2 separate regions of the Homo sapiens genome follow, and region 1 is linked to region 2. A link is a contact called in ENCODE Hi-C data. All regions are on one chromosome and are shown on one strand. The core of a region is the stretch at or near the end of the contact, and the rest is flanking DNA. Distances in the headings are between cores, read along the strand shown. Region 1 overlaps LOC124903780 (a long non-coding RNA gene). Region 2 holds the start of CDH11 (cadherin 11).

Region 1 (7,887 bases), core at 3,632-6,131, 130 kb before region 2:
TTTTCACTGGGGCATGGAAGAAATCATTTTAGGTAGGACTCCCAGAGACCAGATTTTGCCTCTTCTACTATGAGTTTGAAGACAAGCCAGGTCTCCATAACTTGGTTGTTTCCTCTGTAAAATGTAGTGTTTGGGGTACTGATCTCTGTGAGTCTTCCATGCTCCATAAAGAAATTACAACATCACTTGCCACGTTGTTGAAAGGAAACAAGAAGATCTCAGGATGAGCTAGAGAACGAAGGAAACAGAGTCAGGCAGTGAACAATTTGAGAGAAACACGAGTACTGAAAAAAGAATGTGTGCATGCACTGCCTCAGAAACCAGGGACAAAACACACTTGGGCTTTTCACCACCCTCTGAGTTTTTTCTACACTTGCCCAAGGAAGGCCAAAAATAAGAGCTAATTTTTTTCCCAGAAAAAAAAGGGATAGAACCAGGCCTCAGACACACCTCTTCCCATCCGGACTGAGCCCAGATCCACCCAAGTGGGTGTGGTCATGAGGACTAGGCAGTTAAAGCCAGATGTCCACCCTTTCCATCAGCATGGATGCCCTTTGAAATCACACTAGGCACTAGGCACAGCTGTTTTTGTTTTTTTTTTCTTTTTAAAGAACTCCCTAAAAAACTAGAATCAGATTCTGTAAGCAACAAGTTATCTTGGAAAGCAGCTGGAAGCATACACCCATTTCTCCAGTGAGAAAATGAGGGCACAGGAAAGTTGGATGACACATGGAGAATACCAGGATCTCTTGTCCCAGTGTATGTATGAGTTATTGTTAGGGTAGACACCCAGTCTCATACACTGTTCTGGTTCTTCCATCGGGAAATTGGGGCTCAGGATTAATCATCTCCTACTTTTGAATAGCTATTTTCATATTTTATAGCAGGCATTGGTCACATCAGTAGTCAGGCATTTAGTGGACAGCAGAAAAAATAACCAGGGAATAAAACATAGAAAATAATAATTTGAGTAATTGTGTGCATAACTTCTGCTTATCCTATCTTTTCTCTGGGTGTCACTTCTGGGGAAATGTGATTAAATAATCTCTAAGAATCATTCCAGCTCTATCTGTCTAAGACAGAGAACAGGAAAGCAAGATCCCTCATGGCAGTCAGGGAAGCAGCCCAGCCAGGAACCCAGGTGGCTGTGGACCCTGGGCAGCTCCAGGAATGAGGGGCCTGGCTACTGCATTTCTGGAGCATACCCCTCTCCTCATTTTCCAAGCCCTGTGCCTTCTCTCTAGCCAAACAAACACAGCTGAGAGTTCTGGAACTGAGCTGCAAAAAAAATCAGCTCCTGACATCTTGCCCAACAAGCAAACAATGGTGAAAAAGTTTCTCATTGTCGCTTGGTATTAATAACCTATTGATGAACCAACCCACTTTCCCCATCTAATCTTGTGGGCCTTGCCACCATTAATTATCAAATATGAGTTATAAAATTTCAACTTTCTGTACTATATAAAAAATTAGGCTTAATAACTGTTAATATCTTAATAAACAACACAACTTCACAATCATTAATAGCTCAATGATCATAACAATAGCTGTCATTTATAATGCAGTTTCTAGATTCCAGACACATTGCCAAGTGCTTTTACACGTATTGCTTTATTTAATTCATTTTAATATTAGGAATTAGATTATTCTATGATTTCCATTTAACATATGGGGAAACTGAGACTTAGAGAAGTTAAGTAAACAGCCCACAGTCTCACAACTAAGAAGTGTTAGAATCAAGATTCAAACTCAAATTGACCTGTCTTCGAAGACTACTGTCTAAACTGCACTGACTTGTAAGCTAAAGTTGTATGCCTTCAGAATTCAAAGGCATTTTTCTGTTTGTTGTGCCTATGCTTGTTAGAATGAAATTATCTACTGCGTCTTTCCACTTGCTTTGGTCAAGTTCACAGATCAACACACATTTCCTGATCTGTGATTTTGCGCATCCATCTCTTCTACCAGTAATCAAGCAACAGAAGCACCTGACGAGTTATTCTCTTAAAGGATGGGGTCAGATCACACCAGCCTGCAACTCCAGCAGCTGGAGAGACAGAAGCTCAGATGTTCAAGATACTGAGGCTGAGTTCCCTTGGAGAGGCAAGGAGAATCCCAAAGGCAGGAGGAACAATCCTGGAAAGCTCCAGGTGACATCTTGCATCAAAATCCTGTAGACTTAAATTATTTTTGGCTATAATACTGCACAATCTACAGAGTTTAGTGGGGCAGCTGAGCCAGGAACCCAGGTGGCTGTGCACCCTGGGCAGCTCCAGGAATGAAGGGCCTGGCTACTGCATTTCTGGAGCATTCCCCCTCCTCCTTTACTCAAGTTCTATGCCTTCTCTTCAGCCAAATGGACACAGCTGAGAGTTCTAGAACTGAGCGGAAGATGAAACTGTGGGAGAGGAAGGGCGAAGCATTTCCCACAACTCATCATCCAGAACTGTGTTATGTGGACATCCCTACTTCCAGTGGAGCCCAAGAAATATCTATATGGCAGATGAAGTCAATGTGGAGAAGGGGACCAGTAGTATTATCAACCCTTGTATGGGTTCTGCTCCTCTTTTTGACAGAAACCTCGATAAAATCCTCAAATAATGAGCGATGTCATCCATGTGACATGTAAACATGCCCAACCCAAGAGAAAGTCAGAAAATGAGAGCCTGCAGGAATGTGGGAAGGTATGAGTTTATCAGGATGAACAGGGTATCTGAGAATGACCTAACTGTGTTTACCTATCTAAAATCTAAACACAAGCCACAGGGTGATCCATCACTGGAAACAGATACTTAACTCAGTCATACAGTGAGAAAAGGTGGGAAACATGGACCTTGTTTATTCCATATTGCACTGAATATACAAAGTTCCCATATCCTGCAACAGACAGAACGTGGTCCCGAGCAGAAAAAGGAAACTAATGGCAGTTTATGTAATGGGTCTCTTCTGTGGAAGTGCCACTGACCTGGAGGATGTACTATATTCCATACTCTGAGAGGTGTCCTCTGATGTGGTGGAGGATTTCATCTACCTCTTACAGTCTAGGAGAAACAGGTCTCAAAATTATCTCATTAAGCCACCAGCTGAAGTTCCGGTTGATTTTCCACATGCCTAGAATAGGTACATATTGGTCATGGAGAAAGAAGTTTCTACAGTTCAAATGACTAAATTATGATCAAGTTTATACATTGGTATCCTGTAAACTTGGTTGATATAAATTAATTTCCTAGGTATGGCCAGCTGTGGATGTCATCACAAGGCCAAAGACAAGACAATCCCTTGGACTTTGCTGACTCCATCAGATGACATTGCCGCTTACACACACACACACACACACACACACACACACACACACACTGGTTTTGTCTGTATGGCCAATTAACCTCCCTAGATGAAACATATCTGTGCCTGGCACTTCTTCTAATTGTAGCATGAGACAGACTCAGGCTTAATAATAGAAGGAAAGACTCTAACACAGTTACAATTGCCCAAACATGAAACACATTGTCTGGGGAGGCCCTGGGTTCTCTTTCCCTTGACATGGACATGTATTGTTAGTATATTGTGGAGAGCTTCCCAGCACCGTAAGAGAATGAACGTGAAATTCCTCTTGCCTCTGAGGTGTTAAGGTGTCTGGAAATTTTTTACTTACATCCTCTCTGAGCCTATTGCAAACCTTAGGAGCAATTAGATGGGTGTGTTCATTCATCCATTGACTCATTCAGTCATTATTTTATTGATTTGGCTAATAAATATGTGCATAGTAAATATGTGCACATAACTCAGCATGGGTTATGCTATGTGACAGGGGCTGAGAAAACAGGAAACAAGAACTCCCCTTCTTTTAAGGGGGTTATTCAGATCCTTGATGGTGCTATGTAATGGATTCTCTGATGGGGTCGCCCACATATATGCATGCTGCCGAACTGAGGGAAGAGTTGTTAGTGTGAAAGCTTTCAAAAAAAATTTAGAAGGGTCATTTTTTATTTAATCCAAACCCTCTGGATACTTAATAAGAGACAATGAAACTGTATTTTTATGTGGAACCTCACAGGACAGTCATCTAGATGAAGAGTGGTGTATATGCAGCCTTCAGTTGTGTTCCAGGGACCACAGGTTATCAGAACTAAAAATGCTCATAGATAATTCATCAAATCTACTCCTGTCATGTATTATGAAGGGAAACAGAGGCAAGAGGAAGTCTAATACCTTGTCCAAACTCCCACTGTAATTTTTTGGCAGCCAAAACAAAAATCAGGTATTTGCTTCTATTGAACTTGTGGTATGTCAAATTGATTACATTTTATTTTGGATTACTATTATCATTATCATTATTATTAACATGTATTATGTGCTTGCCATGTGCCAGACAGCTCCCAGGGTGCTTTAAGTGCTTGCCTCTTTGAATCTCCAAACTAAGCTGAGAAGGCAGGTGTTAATAGTCCTCATTTTACACATAAGGAAATTATGGACCAAAGAATGTCATTAATTTGTAAAGACACAGAGCTAAGAAATAGCAGAGGCAGGATATGAACCCAGGTCTGTGGGACTCTACAAGCCCGTAACGAGGCATTATATCTCAAGGCTTTGTAGTTTGCTCTGGTTGGCTACCTGTCAATTCATTCTCCACATCTAGGATCATGAAAAATAAAACACCACTCTTAGAGCTCAGCTGAAAGCAGGCTAATGTCTGTTCATGAAGCCTTACTGGGGGAGGAGGTGGTTTGCTGACGATCAGTAGCATTTCCGCCCTCTTCTGCCTGTCATGAGAGCACCCTCCGGCCAACTGAAACAACACTGAGAAGTGGAGCAGAGAAAACCAGTCCAAGGGCCTGGCCTGCCCCAATGGAGACATTCACAGCGTTGCTATAACAAGAACAGGATCTGTGATAAGGAGCTGGGAAAATCTGTAACAGTGAAGGCGACGCCCACATCAGGCTGTGGAGATAGACCAGAGTCAGCCCTGGGACTCGCCCAGCGTGGGAGAGAGGGCATGGATCCCAGGATGCAAATTTTGTTTTCCTTCCTTTCCAAAGTGCTGCTGATTCCTGACTGAGGCTTGGTCTTTGTCAAGCCAGCTACTCAGGGTCAGGAGGAGCCAGGATCCCTTTTGGATTTGGTGCCTGCTTAACTCTCTTACTTTAACTCCTGTTCCTCCAACACCTTCATCCTATGTGCTAGCACACAGAACTGTATTAATCTGTCCCAGAATGCTCTGTGCTACTGAAGATACTTCCTTATGCCACTTTCCTTCCCATTCTTTTTTTTTTTTTTTAACTTGAGAATATCTTTTCATTCTCCAAGATTTGGCTGGGTGTGGGGGCTCACACCTGTTATCCCAGCACTTTGGTAGGCCGAGGTGGGCAGATCACTTGAGGCCAGGAATTCAAGACCAGCCTGGCCAACATGGTGAAATTCCATGTCTACTAAAAGTATAAAAATTAGCCAGACATGGTAGCACATGCCTGTAATCCCAGCTACACAGGAGGCTGAGGCAGGAGGATCACTTGAACCCGGGAGACAAAGGTTACAGTGAGCTGAGATCACGCCACCGCATTCCAGCCTGGGAAACAGAGTGAGACGCCGTCTCAAAAAAAAAAAAAAAAGTTCTTCGAGATTTATTCAATGTGGCACTTTACCTGGAAAGGTCTCATTAGTCTATAATCCATAACACTCCACTTGTTCAGATGAGAGTGGCTTTGGTTCCTCCCTCAAGGGCAGTCACTATACCTTGGGAGAATCTCTGATGGGACACTCCCAGTACTATAGTAGAGCTCAGCTTAAAGCAGGCTAATGTCTGTTGATGGAGCCTTACTAGAAGGAGGAGGTTTGCTGATGATTGGTAGCATTTCTACCCTTTTCTACCTGTGATGACAGCACCCTCTGACCAACTGAAACAACACAGAAATGGAGCAGATAAAACCAGTCCACGGACATGGCCCGCCCCACTGGAGACATTCACAGTGCAGCTGTAACAAGAGCAGGAGCTGCTCTTTCATTAAAATTGTGGGTTCATGTTTTTGTCTTCCTCAATATATTTCTGTCATTTTGAAAGCTGAGACAATGCAGTATTCCTCTTTGTATTTACAAGATGTAGTGGAATAAACATTACATTGCAGATTCTCAATAAATACTGGGTGAATGAGTATATGAATGAACAAATAAACAGACTGATGAGCTCAAATTAATTTCATAAAAGAAGCCCTGGCCCAGTAGATGGAGCCAGAAATAATTTATCTTTCATCCCCTTTTCATGGGCCTGATCCAGAGTACCAGGTATAGAAAGAACAGCTCTTGAATAACTATAGTGCAGCAGCTGGAGGGAGAGTCCACAGAGATGGTCCACATTGCACATATGGGAAACTGTCATTCAGGGAGGTTGGGTGACCCCCCACTCACTATCCTCCCAGGGCTGGAAGGCTTTCAAGTGGGCACTGGACACAGCTCTTTTCCATCAATCAGGCAGGTAGTATTGCCACCACTTTACAGATGAAGCAAACATATTAGTTCACCAAATGGTTACTGAGTATTTATAATAGGCCTGTCCCTGTGTTAAGACTTGGGTAGGAGGGGAGATAGATGAATAAACAGAAGTACAGAATGTATGGAGGAGTGTTCCTGAACATGCAGCTGGAGACTAAATTTTCTTGGAGGGAGAGTAAGGCTAGAATCTGGAAAATTCTCAACTTAGACCAATGTGACACCTCCTGAATTTAGGAATGGTCACCTCTTTTTATTATCTATTCAACCTACCCATTTTGCTATAGACCTACTAACTTCCAGTCCAGTACAGAGTGTTTTACATACTTTGCCTTTTTAAATCTCCCAGTTACTCCTAAAATCTGTTTAACAGATGAGGAGACTGAGGTTCCAAGTAGATAAGTAACCATAAAGTCTCCCAGCTTGTAAGGGGTAGAGTCAGAGTATACACCCAGATCTGTCTTTGTCTAACTCTGCACCTCCCAGTGAGCCATGGCTCACTTGGAATACGCATTGTGTCCCTGATGTACAGGTGTTCGAAATAGCATGTACCAGACTTCTGTGAAATGCATGCCTCTCCAACAGTTTATGAGCACCTACTAAATGCAGACATTAGTGCTGGGCTCTAGAAATGTATACAAGGAAGACCAAGAAGGGTTCTAATTACTAAAGGGTCAAGAGTCCCTTGTGGGATGGGGGAAGAAACAGAGCAATTAAAAGGCAGAAGTGCCAAGACAGATACCCCAAAGCCCTGCAGGAAACAAAAGAAAGTAACTCTCTCTTCCTAGGAAAGCCAGAGAGGTCAAGCATCATGCTTATTTATTGATGGCCAGCTTCTAGAGATTTAATTTAGAATATAGTCAAGTCCATTTGGTGAGCACATAGCCAAGAAGTACGAAACTGGATGCAACGGGTAAGTTTTAACAAGTCTGAGATGTTGGCAGCCTCTGCATTTTCAAGTTCTCTCTCCCCACCTCTGAGTCGCTAAACTGTATTCAAGAACTGGGTTAACCACTTTCAACCGATTAGCAGTTGATTCATGATTTGGGTGAACTGATCACTTAGTAGCTTGGTGATTGATAGTGATTTCAAATCCACATACATATTAGAAAACCGTGGGGAGCTTTAAAAAATACCAATGCTCAGGCCACACTTCAGAACATTTAAAACAGAATTTTGAGAGAAGGGTCACAGGTTGGTAGCTTGAAGGAGGACACACACACCCCTTATTGTAATTTTATTTTGCAGCCAGTTGGAACCTACTGCTATGAGGAAAAACTCCCAGTTTTGGCAGCCCTAAAGCTACAGACAGGACTAAAGAAAAATTAAATTCCTAAGATAAATAAGGTAGGCAATGGCTGTTTATCTGCTCCTCTCTCCACAGGGCCTTTGCATAGCCCATTCCTTCTG
Region 2 (7,093 bases), core at 310-2,809:
GCCGTGTGGAAACCCGGGCGGCTGCGGGCGCTCGGGACCCGCGGGCTGGTGACCAGGAGCTGGAGGGCAGGGCTCGGCCGCTCTTGCCTTAGCCCCGCACTGGGGTTCCTTCCCCATGCGCTCAGGATCCCAAGCTTTCTCTTCCGTTTTCGGCCTCTTTTTCCGTTAACTCCTGGGCCCGTCTCCTCCCCTCTAGCCCTTTCAAACTGCTTGGCTGTGGCGCCCAGCTTTCCCTCCGCAGCCTCCTTCCCCGTCTTTTTCGCGGGTCCATCTCTTCTCCTTTCCCAGCCTCATCCCCGTCCCCCTAGGCGGTTCCTTTTTAGCCTTCACCCACTGGCGTCTCCACCTTCCTCCGCCTCCTCTCTTGCCTCCACCTCCCACCCTGCAAACTTGTTCAAGCCAGGGGTCCCCACACAGGCATGGTTGTTCCCTGCTGGGTGTGCGGATCCCCACGCCGTTCCCGGTACCGCGAGCGCCCCGCCCAGTCCTTGGCGTGATTCCTAAGCCCCGGCCCTGCCAGCCCTTTCTCCCGGCGACTCGGGGAGGGAGGGCAGGAAGCAGGCCCGGGGAACCCTCACGGTAGCGAGTCGTCAGTGAGGGGAACAGCGGAGGAAGGAGCTAGGACTCCGGCGCTGCGCCCCATTAGGCCCTTTCTCCCGTAGAAACGCACACTCCACCGGGCCCTGGCGGGTCTGTAGCGAGGGAGTGGCAACAAGTGACACTACCGGCGGGGGCCACTGATACCTGGCTGGGGTAGGGGCCAAGGCACCCTCCCAAAAGCTGGAGCGAGGCCGACCCCGGCGAAGCGCTCCCCGCGCACCCCTCTCCGAGGCGTTGCGTGGGGGGCACTAGACGAGAGGAGAGCTGAGAGAGAACGGAGACTGGGCTCTTCCCAAGTCCTAAGTCTCCCTCCCCGCCCGACTTCACCACCAGAGCCACCAGAAGAGTTTGCAAGGGATGGGAGATTGAGAGGGGTGGGGGCTGGGCAGGAGCCGCCAACGTTGAGGGATTTTTGGAAGGTGGGGTGGTGGAGTGAGAAAGAATAGAACGCGCTCCCGAATTCCCAATTGCTTCCCTCACTTGGACGATACCTTCCCCCAACCACCATCCCGGCCCGCCAGGCGAGAGCCCAGCCTGGCCAGCTGGAGCGGATTTGGGGGAAGGAGGAAAATGGGGGCTCCCAACCCCTCTCCAGCTTCCCTCCGCCGCCCTCCCTGATTGGCTGTGCGTCCCTGGAGCCCAACTTCAGTCGCTCCAGACTCCATCTGAGCCCTGAGGGAGTCGGAGCGCCGCGCCACGGGGCGGGAGGGGCGGCCACGAATCCAGGGGTTAGCATCTCTGGGCCCCTGGGGGGAGGGGCGCGGACGGGGTCGGCCCCCGCAGCCTCTGCGAGGCCCATCTCGCTGCCTCTCGCAGCCTCGGCTTCTCTCAGCCCCCGCCCTTTCCTTCCCTCACAGCGGCAGCCTCCCTCCTCCCGCCCCCCCCGCCCCGCACCCGCCTGCCCGCCCGCCACCTCCCCCCGGTTTCTCATTCCTGCCACTAGCGCGCTCGGCGGCTCATTCCGCGGCCGCCGCCAGCTGAGGGGAGCGTCGCGGGCCGAGGAGCAGATGCCGCGGGGGCCGCTCGCAGCCGCCGCTGACTTGTGAATGGGACCGGGACTGGGGCCGGGACTGACACCGCAGCGCTTGCCCTGCGCCAGGGACTGGCGGCTCGGAGGTTGCGTCCACCCTCAAGGGCCCCAGGTGAGGTGCGCCGCCAGTCCCTTCCTCTCGCCTGGTTGGGGCTTCTTGGAATGGGGGGCAGGATTTTCTCAGGAAGAGAATGTCTTGGCGGGGCGGGGTGGTGAGGGGGACGGTGGTATCTGAGTCGAGAAGGCTTCACTAACGCAAAGCAAAAGGGAGGGAGAGATTTGTTTAAAAATCAGAAAGGGAGAAGGGAGCCAGCTGTGGGCGCGGGCAAAGCAGGGGACGGAGGCTTCAGATGTGCGCTCCACGACTCTCCCTGGCTCCGGCCTCCTGTGGGGTCTGCGCCGAGGCCACAGCAGAGGGGGTTTGTACCTGGCTGGGGCAAGAGACTGCAGAGCAGACCTCCGGACACGCCGACTGTCCCCGGTCATATCTCTGGGGAAAGTCGCCCACGGCGCGGTGCCCGCCAGCCCTGCGCCGCTTCCCCAAAGCGGCGACATGACCGCGCTCTGCGGGGTTCTTACTCCATCCTCCCGGATCCCTGCCGAAAGCTCCCCGGGGCTTAGTCCCTGCAGTCGAGACTGCCGGGTAAGCCCGGGAAAACGGAAAGACCCCAGCTCCGGAAGGAGATTGCCCGCACTTTAATAGCGTGGGTTTGGGGCCGCCGACTGTGGTTCTGGGGCAGCAGGCTGCGGTGCGCTACAGCCCTCCAGCCCGAGTCTCTGCGGGAGCTCTGGCGCCCGTTTGTAAGCTCCCACCAGCGCAGGAGTAGGTCCATGAGCGGCCCAGACTCGGGCTCGCCTCTGGCTTGGGATTGGCGAAAGCTGCCAGGGTCAACGTTAACTTTGAGAACCACACCTTCCCGAAACCTGCGCCGCTTCTCGGAGCGCGCCAAGCCTCTCTAGCTCCCGGCACGCACGGCCTCCCTCCCTGCGCTCTGCCCCGGAACGCGAGCCGGGAGGTGGGAAGCACTGAGAAGCTGGCCAGATGGGGAGGACGGCGAGGAGAGCTCCCTTCTCCCCCCTCCCCAACCCAGAGGAACTGTAGGAGGGCCCGCCTCACGCTGTGAAGCGGAGTCCCCAGAGAAAGTGGGGTCGGGGGAGGCTTGCGGGTCCGGCTTCCTTGTCCGTTTTTTTGCCGAGGCCCTGCTTTCGCCCGGGGCTCGCCGCGCCTGCCTCTCCCGGGTGAAAGGTTTTCTAGGTGCTAGAAGAAGCCCTGTTGCTTTTGCTGATAATGCAGTAGGAATTTCATGGGCCATCACACTGCTATTAAGAAATCGCATCTTTTAATTATTTAATACCATCCCTGCCTGACGACGGGTTATCCCTAAGGGATGGGAGTGGGGGGTTGTTCTTGAAACCCGGCTGTATGAGGGTATAGATTTCACTAAAGTCTTCCCCCTTCGTCTCCCCCTAAAGAAATCGTGCTACGATCGCTCTGAAATCTTTTCTTATTTTCTTCTTCTAATCATGGCTATCGGTTTAATATGAGGCAGTAAGTTTTCGTTTTAATCACAGGGAGGCTACCATAATTAATCTGGCTAGAGGACGGATCAATTTCCTCATCACTTGGGCTTGCAGCAGACGTCGATGGTTTTGCGGGGTGTCTGGATTTCCTGGGGATGGGGATGCAGATGTGTTCTCAGGAGCGAGGATCCTGTAGCATCGCATGAGCACATTTGCCAGGCTGGGCTCTGAGCGCTAGAGCCTAATATGTTGGCAGAGAAGAGAAGGGACTGACCTTCTTTTCGTTAATCCTGGAATTGTTTTTCCTACAAATACGTAGGTGCAGACACCAGAACAGAAATATTAACTGCCCAACCCTAGCTGCAGGGAGCCTGGTCTTCTTCCAATAGGACAAAGGAAAAAAAGTTACAAAACAAAGGGACAGAGTTGTGGCCAATACGAGAAGCACTCTGAGGCTCCAGCTACTGAAGTTCCTTAAATGTAATCTCTGATTCCAAGTTTTAGAGTTGGCCAGTGGGCTCTGGAATTCGAACCTCTGTGAAAAACTGAAATCCAGCCTAGTACAAAAGGAATGTGAGTGCTTTTCAGTAGAGACCAGGGAAAGGCATCTGAAAGGCCAGGAAACTTTGCTTGAGTAAGGATTATCTTTACATCTTACTTTTGAAACATTGTAAATTAAGACATTAAAATGTCTTGCAGGCATGCACTATTATTAATAAAAATTATTACTATCATTTTAGTTGTTACTTCAGAGTCTGCATAAACTGGGCATTTTATGACATTGTTTGAAAGAATAAACCACCCTCCTCACCCCTGGGAAAGGGGGAATGAAGGCAGGCCTTGGAAGGATTGAGACTGGATAATCTGGCGAGCCCCAGACATGTAGATTTATTCAAATGGCTGCTTATTGCTGCCTAGGAAAATAAGCTTTTAAAATAGTTCTAACTGAAGCAGTGGACCATCTTGATAGCACTTCAGAACTTTCATTACGTTCAGCATTCTTATCAGAACACCAGACAGTAAAATTACTAGAAACCTAAATTCTATTTTCAATTAAGATGCAATCTTTTGTTAATTTGAAAATTTAAAAAAAATAGTTATGGCGCAATTTTTTTTATGTCTTAGAACTCATGTTCCCTCTGTAGAGTGGTGGCTGTGGATGTGCATGTTTGATTGTTTATTTGTGGGAGGAGGGGGCAGGGGACAGACTTGGAGAGCCACGCCATGATTTGGGGGAATACGGATCAATTTCATGCTCTTTTAATGCACTTGTCTTCATAATTCATGGTTTTTCTTCTCCTTTGAATAGAATTACATGGCTGCTTTGTAAAGATTCTGGTTTGGGGACCCTCATATGGGAAACGCCATGACATTGACCTCGTGGTCTGATTTACAATGCCAGTACTGCGCTCCCAGGAGCATAGCATGTCCTGGAACCTTGCCTGTGAATGCCTGTGACTTATGAAGTGGTAACTTATGAAGTTGGTAAACTTTGATCTCTTATATTCAAATCTGTTTTCAGAACCATCTAAACAAGATCTTCAAATCTGATTTTAGTCTTCCTTCATTCTCAATACATGTATGTAGGTAGATGTTGGAGAAACATAACAATTTCATTGGAATTTACTTTCAATATTGATGTTTTCACTTTGATGACAGGCATACTTACTCATTCAATAATAATAAAACAGTGGAATATATAGAGTTTGAAAGTAGGTATCAAACTTTTTTTCTTGAATTGTCAAATTTGAAGAATGACTATGAACTTTCAAGTTTTTTTTTCCTAGAAAATTTGAGCACTGTATAAATTCACTAGCCAATGATTTAAGGGATTGAAATGTGTTTGGGATGATTTTCTCCCTTATGGAATTGGCTGCTGTTTCATAAAAAGTTACCTAATTTGTCAAGAATCCCTATTCTGCACTTACCAAGAATTGTGAGTTTTCAGCCTTTTTAATTTAAAGTTATTGCCTCTGAAATATATAAAAGTAGTTGGTCTATATAAATTTGTGATTTAATTGATTAGGGGGAAAAACATCAACAGGTCTGCTAAAGAAAAAGAAAAATAAAGTTGGAGAAAATTGGACACATCCTGGTGCACTGGTAGGAGTTAAAAATGAGCTGTTCCATCAGGATTCCTGTGATAGCCATCCGCAGCCTCCCCTATGAGCAGGAAGGACTAAAGAAAACACTCGAGGAGCATAATTAGACATCTTTCTGCTATAATTTTACCCTGACATTGAGAGCCTTGTACAACTCTGGAAATGGACTCCTTCGCGGAAGATTGCACTTCTGGCCACTAGAGGGCAATGGCACCCTTCTCCAACTGTCTGCATGGAGCCCATCTGCTTTTGAGGGCATCATGAAAAGCGGTTTTGTTACTTACAAGCCTTGTCTGGCCCTCTCAGGAGAGACCGAATTCAATCTAGCTGTGGTTCAAGCTACTGCTCGAGCAGTTGGTCAGGATTAGCATCTCTCTAGTGGGTGGATCCTGTTACCTTCAGCATCTTCTTCCCACCTTGGAGTTTACTAGAAAGTTGGGAAATCCTGTAACTTGACATTGAGCAGCAGCCGGGGTGGGGGCTGGGCTGCAGGATAAACAAGGTCAGCTCTCACTGAGACAGTGATCTGGGAGGATTTTCTGGATTTTTTTCTGGCAAAAAGAGCATCATTTCTGACTCCAAGTGGAAGGGAATGGATAAAGAAGAAAAATATCAGTGAGACTACCGTGACACCATTGCCCGTTCTTTCATGAGGTTTTGAAGATGTCTGCAAGACACTTCTAATTTGCAAAAAGGAATAGCAGTTTGATCTTCGGTAAACACTTTGGGGCATGGAATTTTAATATAGCAGTAAATGTTTTACTGTTTCTTTTAAACCATTCTTGATATTGTTGTGAAAAACCTAACTTTAGCAGAGAGTAAAATTTAATTCAAGATTGTTCCTCGTGCACTGGAGTATAATCATTTGATTTTTTTTCTTCTCAGCGATATGGAAATTATGGCTTATGATTAAATTGCATATTCCAGGCTACACAAATTTATATTTGCTCCTGTTTGATAGTGTCATGAAAGTTCAGGAGGAGAATGCAAAAAGAAACTAATGCTATATTATAATTAAGAGGAAAACTCCATTAAAGAAATAAGTACTGTTTTAAGTGGCTACTTATTTGTGTTTTTTGTCTTAAGTGAGTACAGTTGCCTCCCTGGTGATTCAGCAATGAAGTTCTTTGCAGCTCTGAGCTGTGTTGGAATGCGTAGACAGTTGATGAAGAAGGAATCAATGCAAATGGATTATGGGAGGGAGTATTAAGTAACTCAGTGGAAAGTAAGACAAAGTGTTTTGTAAACTGACGTTCACTTACCATTGGACAGTTTATTTAACTTTAAAAGGGGCAATTTTAAATTCTAAGCTCTTGTGAATAATGCACATTGTTTGAACTGGAGGCAAAATTTCATTGTTATTTGGTTTAATTAGTCATGAGACGGTTGCAGAGTTCAGGGATTCTTATTGAGACAAAGCATTTCTCTCACAGTCTGTATGGTCGAGGTTTCTGCTCAATCAGAAAATCTGGTACATCGGGATATTAAGTGAGAGGAATGTGAGAGAGAAGAGAGGGAAAGGAGGAAGAAACTCAAAAGTATGAGAGAGACTAATGATGCTATTTCTTATGGAGGCCAATTTCTGATCTTCGTACCTCTCTCTCTCTCTCTCTATCCTTATTAAGCCAATTGAAGAGCTGAATCTAGGAAGTTGATATAAACAGCTTTAAACAGCTTTAAAGACTGCAGTAGACAGTAGCCAAGGTCTTATTCTGTGTTTTCTGGCACCAAGTGTCCCTCAAACAATATTTGTGAATGAGCAGGGGTTTATTCTCAAAATTTCCTGGTTGCTGCAGGTGAAAAAAAGCTTTCACTTCCTAAACTCCACACCCCTTATTTG

The links. Hi-C counts contacts between places; a loop is a spot of excess contacts on that map. Pooled maps may share reads with other maps.
Region 1: a map of cardiac septum shows a loop between it and region 2 (2.4-fold over the local background). The contact joins the enhancer-like site here to the promoter of CDH11 in region 2. A Hi-C loop is called at or near these places in 1 of 168 maps with a recorded cell type or tissue (cardiac septum) and 6 of 50 pooled maps.

What each region holds. Positions count from the first base shown.
Region 1 is chr16:65,246,945-65,254,831 of GRCh38, reverse strand. It overlaps LOC124903780 (a long non-coding RNA gene), which reads right to left. Exons shown (of 4, transcript XR_007065224.1): 2 at 2,963-3,108. Among named protein-coding and RNA genes, the nearest start is that of LINC02126, 74 kb to the right of the region's middle. Within about 2 kb of position 4,881, at least 10 of the 41 ENCODE cell types and tissues checked have a DNase peak (open chromatin) inside an H3K27ac peak, as active enhancers do.
Region 2 is chr16:65,116,529-65,123,621 of GRCh38, reverse strand. CDH11 (cadherin 11) reads left to right here and starts at 1,559. Exons shown (of 13, transcript NM_001797.4): 1 at 1,559-1,742.